Linked DNA regions of Homo sapiens: region 2 is linked to region 1. Evidence: chromatin contacts called from ENCODE Hi-C data. All regions are on one chromosome and are shown on one strand. The core of a region is the stretch at or near the end of the contact, and the rest is flanking DNA. Distances in the headings are between cores, read along the strand shown.

Region 1 (3,698 bases), core at 320-2,819:
CAACATTGGAGGTGGGCCTAGCAGGAGGGGTTTGGCTCACGGGGGCAGGTCCCTTATGAATGGCTTGGTGCTGTCCTCACATTAGTGAGTATGTTCTCACTCCATGAGTTCACTGGAGATCTCGTTGCTTAAAAGAGCTTGACCCCTCACCTCTCTCTCTCTTTCTGAGTTCACTGGAGATCTCATTGCTTAAAAGGGCTTGACCCCTCACCCCCCTCTCTCTCGTTCCCTTTCTCGCATGTGATGCACTGTTTCCTCCTTTGCCTTCCACCATGATTGTAAGCTTTCTAAGGCCTCTTCAGAAGACTAGCAGATGCTGGTGTCACGCTTATTATACCGCCTGCAGAACTGTGAGCCAAATAAACCTCCTTTCTTTATAAATTAACCAGTCTCAGGTATTCCTTTATAGCAACACAAACAGACTAACACAGTTGCCATGTCCAGACAAAGTAAGTGTTCAGAGGTATAGGGCATAGTTAATTAATCCAGGTACAGGTGGTAAGTCCGAGCTCTTCCTAAACAACTTTGTGATTTAAATGAATGTCTCCTTTCTAGTCTTGCTACAAAAAGAATTGTCAATAATAATAGCTAATAGCATGACAGACTAACAAAATACTAAAACATATTTTACACATATACATGCTGTTAATAATTTTGCCTGGAAATGTGCTGGCTACTGCATAAACAATGGAGGTGTCTAGAAGAGTGTTTCCCAGTCCATGCTCACTGGAGACAGCTGTAAGTTACCAGGAGTTTCCTGGTTAAGTAGTGTAGGAAAAAGTTGGGTAACACAAGGTCCAATGTGTTTTCCTACTGTGTGACTTTACTTTGAAAAGCTAATGTTCACCATAACTTTCTAAGACGGTAATGTTGTACAACATATAATCAAAAAATTGTCTTTCACAGAACACACTTTAACTGTTTTCAGCGTGCAAAAACAGTACATGCCCTACAGAAGGAATGAAAAAAGTATTACCTGAAATCACACAATAATGACAAAAAAGTTATTATCCATTCAAAATCACACACACACACACCCCTACAGGTAACTCTACATATATTTAGGGTTTTGTATTAGTTACATTATTCTCTATATGGTGTTTTATAATTAATTTTTTTCTTAACATTACAAAATAGGCATATTTTTCTGTGATCATATTTTCATTTTTTGTAGCCTCATAGGTTTCTGTAATATATTTTAACTACTGGATTGTTTTACATTTTTCCACTTGGACTTTTAATTGCTTATTAAAGTGTTTGCATTCTAATTCTTTGACATCTATTGTCACATTGTTCCTCAAAAATATGCCCTTTACACTTTCAATTAGTATTCTTTACCCATAACTGTGTGAAACCTGTGCTTCCACTTTTTAAAACCTATTATATTTGTAGATATTTGAAACAATCTCATTGTTTTAAATTTTCTTTCACTGTTTACTAGTAAGCTAATAGCTTTTTCTGTTTGTTGGTCACTCACATTCTTACTTTTTTGAATTGTTTCCTTTCTCAAAACACTCTTTGTGAAGAGCTGTTTCAGGAGCCTTCCATCTGGCTAGATGACTCAGAGGACATGCAGAAACTCATTAAAGTGTGTAGAATGATCTGAGGTCACTTCATGACATGCTTTCTCACACAAGGAGAATGTAAATCAAAACCTGAAATTCATATTCCATTAACTCAGAACCAGTATGCACATCAGAGTATTGTATCATGAGTTTTGTTTGTTTCGGTTAAAAGTGATCTCCATTTTATTTAATTCTGCTTCTATTTTCTACTTAATATACAGACATAAAACATTCCAGAAATAATATACACAGTGAGAGCTATCGTGAGTAATAGAAAAATAATTTTAAAAATGGGTTTCAAATCTCCTAATCCTTTAACAAATCTAATCCATTAGCCTCTATCTTGTAATGAATGTTCACTCTCTAAGCTGGATTTGCTGTGCTGCTAACTGGATCCTTGCTTCCTACTTTCAGTCTGACACTGTCATCTGCTTAGATTTATGGTTATCCCAATGTCACCTTTACATACTAACCAATCTCTTCTAGAAAGAAGCAAACAGAAAAATACCAGCTCATTTTAAAGGATTTTTTTACATACAAGCCATTGTTTTTGCTCAGAAAGAAATAAACTTTACTTTGCACTGGTTTGATTATAGAAGCAAAGAGGTGCAGCTGGCTTTTAGTAGATTAATTGAGATTTTTTTCATAAAAGCCTGGGGTTATTTTCTCTATCCTATATGTACTAGGTATGAAAAGTAAGCATTTCAGTATCAATCTTAATATACATATTTTCTTTCCAAGTTTGAAGTTCACTTAATAAATAGTAAATTTTTTAAAGTTTTACTCAATTTAGAGCAGGACTATTTTATATAAAACAAACCATATAAAATATTTGAACAACTAATAATTTTTGATTATTTAAAATAATAATAGGAGCTACATTATGAATCGAGCCAAAATTGCTATGATGAGAAACACATGTTTTAAGGAGGAGGGTGGTGAGGGAAAAGAAGAAAAACAAATACTGAAAAACCACTGCTTGTGAAGCATTTACCATATATGTAGGTTTTACACTCCATTTGAACATAGAAACCAAAGTGCAGAAAGCATATTAAGGTGAGCCATGCAATACTGTTGATGTATGCCCATGTATTTCATATACAAAAAAAGGCAATTACCCATAGTTCAGAAATCAAAGCAGATTTGTCTACTGCCCAAATGTTTGATAATAGTGGATCGTTCTGTCTTTAATAACATACTCTTTTTGGCTTCTTAAATGACACACCCTGTCATTTTGTTTCCAGTCTCTGTGATCATTTAGCCTATATCCTTTGCTGGGTGCTTTTCATCTTCCTGACTTTTAGACAGTGGAGAGAATCAGCACTCACATCTGAGAATAAGCATGTGAGCTCTCCACCCTCCACTATCTCCTGTTCCATGGTTTATCACCCGTAAAAGAATTATAAGTTTCGAACTTATAATTCCAAAGCCAATTCCTCTTCTAAACTCCTAACTCCTACAACCAAGTTCCATCTCAATAGCTCCACTTAGATGCTGATAGGCATCTGTACATATTAGATACAAAACTTGCTCCTTCCTTAGCCTCCTGTGATGTACAGAAGCTATGTTCATTCAAGGGTTTAGAGCAAAATTCTAAGTCATCCTTGATTTTCCTTTCTTACTTATTCTACATCCAATCAAAAGATATGTTCTGCCTTTGAAATAAAAATCTGAATAATCTCTCTAGCCCGTAGTAGTGCCGAAAACCAGCATTTGCTTGGCCACTGCCAATCTTGCTCTCTCCCTATTCCAGGGACTGCATTCTTTATATTACAGCCAAATAAATTCCACAATAAAAAGTAAATAATCGGCTCATTACACGCAGCATCAAATCCAAAACCCTTGCAATAGTCTTACATAACATTATGCCTTGGCCACCTCTCTGACAAAATTCCCCCACCACCCTCCTTGGTACACGGGTCTCCATCACCGTGCAGATCCTTGAATACAGGAAATAGACCCTGCCATAGGGATTTCATACTTGTTCTTCTCTTTATCTGATAATGCTGTCTCCTCCTCAACATCCTAGATGTGTGCATGGCTTCTTTCACAGCATTCAACTCTCTTGTTTGTCTCCACCTCCGACAGGCCTTTCCCAATTCCCCTATATAAAATAGCACTTCCAGCCAGGCG
Region 2 (3,698 bases), core at 724-3,223, 450 kb after region 1:
GACTGACATGAATCCTACAAAGAATATCTGTTTAGGGTAAAACATGTGAACAACTTCAAAAGATTTACATTTGACCTTTAGTATTTGCAACAATATGCATTGCTTGTGACAATCACTCTCTTGTAGGGCTGTGTAGTAAATACAATGAAAAATCTCTACCTAGAGGATTTAGTTTAAATCATAAAATTCTAAAGCTAAACTTCATCCTAGTAACTCTAATGCAACTAGAGTAGAAATTTTATATTTTAAAATATACAAATATTTAAACCTAACTTAGTGTACGCCTGCTGAAAAGCATAGCTCTATTCAGTTGAATAATACTTATTAAGTACGAAACAGCTTTATATTTAACTCATTCCTATTAATATTGGACATCTACTTGCAACCTAAACTCTCTCTCTCTGGAATGTAAAGGAAATATCCCCCACCCCCGTCCTTTTCCAGGCATCATTTATACTTAATCTAATGTTACTAAATGACATAAATGAGAGACCACAATTCCATTTATCAGGCAAACCATCACACCTGTCAAAGTCATGAATAGTAATAAGAAATACAAAGAGCACAGGATAACTTCTATCATTTAATAATTGCTCACTATGAGAAGTATTGTTCAGTCGTTTTCCACACTGAATTCTTTCTCTGTACACACTCAGAACACACTGCCAATTGATAAAAGGAACATAGCTTCAAAAGAAAATTCTTCTAAGTAAAGAAAAGCTCTCTGTTAAGCATGCAAGAGGTTAAACATTGCTGAAATAGTGAGACATTTTCTCAGCCCACACTTCCCAGTTCCATTCAATTACCAACAGCACAAGCGACTATAATACAAGCGAATACTGTATTATTAAATCAGAACTTCCCATTTACATCCACCTCTAACCTGAGGGGGTTGCAAGGGGATGACATTTGCTAGTCAACAGCAGAACAAACAGCCCCCAACTTGGAAATACACATGACCTTGGGGTGTGGAATGCTCAGAGACTGAGTTTCACAAGTTTTATTTGGATCTACTGCATAACAACACATCTAAATGGACCCAGCATGATGTAAATGTTTCTATACCTACCTCCTCCCTTCCAAAAAATGTTAAGAGAGCTCTGCACTTTGAAGTCTATGCTTTAGATATAGGAATAATATTGATGATTAACCAGAGACTAGTCCATTCAAATAATTATTTGATTATATTTGTTCTAAACAACTTGTTGGTTGATTTATTTAACATCATTTGCTAATATATTTGGGGGGTTTCCTGGAATGGTTCCTATCCTTTGAACCCTGCTGAAAGTATTGCTCTAAAATATTTATATTTATAAAGCAAGATATAACATAATGACATCAACTTCACAAAAAGCAAAGCTCTCAACTTCCCCTCTAGAATTTAGTGCATAATCACTAACAGATTGTCTTGTAATAATAATAATAATAATAATAATAATAATAGTAATTATTAAAATATTTTTGTAATCATTGCCAAAAGTCCAGTTTCAAATTATAAAAATAAGCATAACTTGTTTTTAAATTTTTGTATGGCAGTCTGTATTTCTCCCCCACTTGTAATCATTTATAACAATATTATTTTTCTTACCTTATTTTAACAGTCACAAAAGTCCCCCAGAAAGATTCCTAAACGCTGTGGAAATATAAATCACAATAAAAAAAAAAAACTCTCAAAAGATCGTCTTAGCTGGGGAAAAAAAAATAGTTTGGTCTAAAACTATAGAAATCTCCAAAGTCACGCCTGAATGAGCGCCCAGGTGGCAAACAGAGGACTCTCTCCCACGTCCGATACCACACTCCTTTGTCAAGTTGATATGGGTCCTGTTGGTGAAGCGGGTCCCACAGGGCACAGAGGGTGCAAGAGGGCGTTGCCTTCAGGTGCTGGAGCAACTGGTCCGCTCGCGTCTCAGGTTCAGCACCGACAGCACAGTGGACAGTACCAGCTCCTTTCACCTCCAGTTTGTCTCAGTCACTGAACCAGGCTGATTCTCGCTCCTCCTCCCTAGGCAGGAGCTGCTGCCACTCAACCCGGGGGTGCCCCGCCCCCACCATCTGACGTAACTATTTTGCATATCAACTCGCCGAGAGGTGAGGGGCCGCCCCCTTGACTGGGCTTCTGCTAGAGTCAGCTGCGGCAATCGGGGCAACAAAATTCAGGCTTAACGTCAGCGTGGGCATCTTTGGACTTCAGGATGTATTCTCAACCAGTCCAGTAGAAACTAAACGCTTTGACGGTGCTGGAGCCTTTGCCTTCGCGGGGACTGCCGTTTCTGCGCACTCTAAGATCGCTGCGGGCACAGCTCTGGAAGGAAGACGGGGCGGAGAGAGGGGGCAGTGGAGCACGGAGAGGACCGAGTGGGAGGCGGGTGGGGAGGAGACGGAGAAATAGAATGAATCTATTCAACCATTCTTGAAAACATCTCCAATCCTTTTCATCTTCCTGCCCAAACTTTGCTGCCTCTCCCTGCCATTTGGTTATTTGAACGGATCCGTATTTGGTGTTCCTACTCCCTTCCCTCGGTTCACGGAGCCTCTGGAGGGAGTCGCTGCTGCAGAAACTTGCCTGGAAGAAAAAAAAAAAAATTCTGAGCACTGAGAGAAAACGTGAAAGCTTGCAGCGCTAACCATCATTTCTAAACAGAATCTTAAGGAAAAAAAATACGAGTGCTCCATAGTATATATTATACTTCATATGCGTTCCTATAAAACCTACAGAACCTTCCTTATTCATTCTCATGATTTAAACAAATCCTCAAACTGTATAGACTTGGAGATTCCAGAGGGAAAAAAATTAAATAATAAAAAGTGAAAGTTATCAGCTTCAACTTCCACTGCCAAAATTATGAAGGTTATGCAATATTTATTATGTCTACTATATCAATATTTCTATGAAAGATGGGCTATGCTGGAAGCTTTACATAGCCTTTAGCAATTCTCTCAGTATTTGTGATATTTCTTGTCCCAGTGAAGCTCTAGCCTCCTTGAAGGCAAGAGAAAGGGGGCCTGTCATGCCAAATTCCACAGACTGCTTAAACTTGTAAACAAACACTTTCAGTGAACTGAAGCAATCAATCATCCAGAAGGGTGATTATTCACATTCCATGCACATGTCCCACCTACAGCTATCATGACTTACTTGGACAGAGAAGTGGGTATCTAAAACTAAGCTTAAATTTTCTTAAGTTGGATAAAGCATGTTTAATAAAAAAGGTTGTTTATTCAAATAATGTCATAGCATTTCACACATTGCTTTCCATCAGAATGCATACACACTGATATGTGTCATCATATGCCAGGAGTCTGATATCATCTAGCACTGGATCCACTCACAAGCATTTTTCAGGGACTCTAATCAAAGGAATACACTTACTTATTTCCCCATCAGGAAAAATAATGCATTTTATTTTCTCTAATATTAAGAAGTTATTTGAGGAAGTCTATTTACTTTGTGGACCCATACCCCCAAACTGCTTCTTTCTAGTTACTTAAAAAAGAAGAAATAACAGAGGAAAAAACTATGGTGTTTTTGCTTGAGGGAAGGAACATTTTTTTATTCTGATTCACACCCACATAAAACTTTCTCTATGGCTTTATTCCAGAAATTGCCCATTTCTTTTCTGAACGTACAATCCCCAGTACTATTTCTCCAACACACCTTGACTACAAGTTTTGCATTTTGGGTAATCTGCAATGTTTTT

The links. A loop is a pair of places that touch in the nucleus more often than their neighbours do. Pooled maps may share reads with other maps.
Region 2: a pooled map shows a loop between it and region 1 (2.0-fold over the local background). The contact joins the promoter of FSTL5 here to the enhancer-like site in region 1. A Hi-C loop is called at or near these places in 2 of 37 single-sample maps with no recorded cell type and 4 of 50 pooled maps.

The regions. Positions count from the first base shown.
Region 1 is chr4:161,712,627-161,716,324 of GRCh38, forward strand. The region is part of intron 6 of FSTL5 (follistatin like 5); the gene reads right to left. Among named protein-coding and RNA genes, the nearest start is that of FSTL5-AS1, 310 kb to the right of the region's middle. Within about 2 kb of position 1,570, at least 3 of the 41 ENCODE cell types and tissues checked have a DNase peak (open chromatin) inside an H3K27ac peak, as active enhancers do.
Region 2 is chr4:162,162,027-162,165,724 of GRCh38, forward strand. It overlaps FSTL5 (follistatin like 5), which reads right to left and starts at 1,974. Exons shown (of 16, transcript NM_020116.5): 1 at 1,589-1,974. RefSeq lists an enhancer at 2,128-2,237.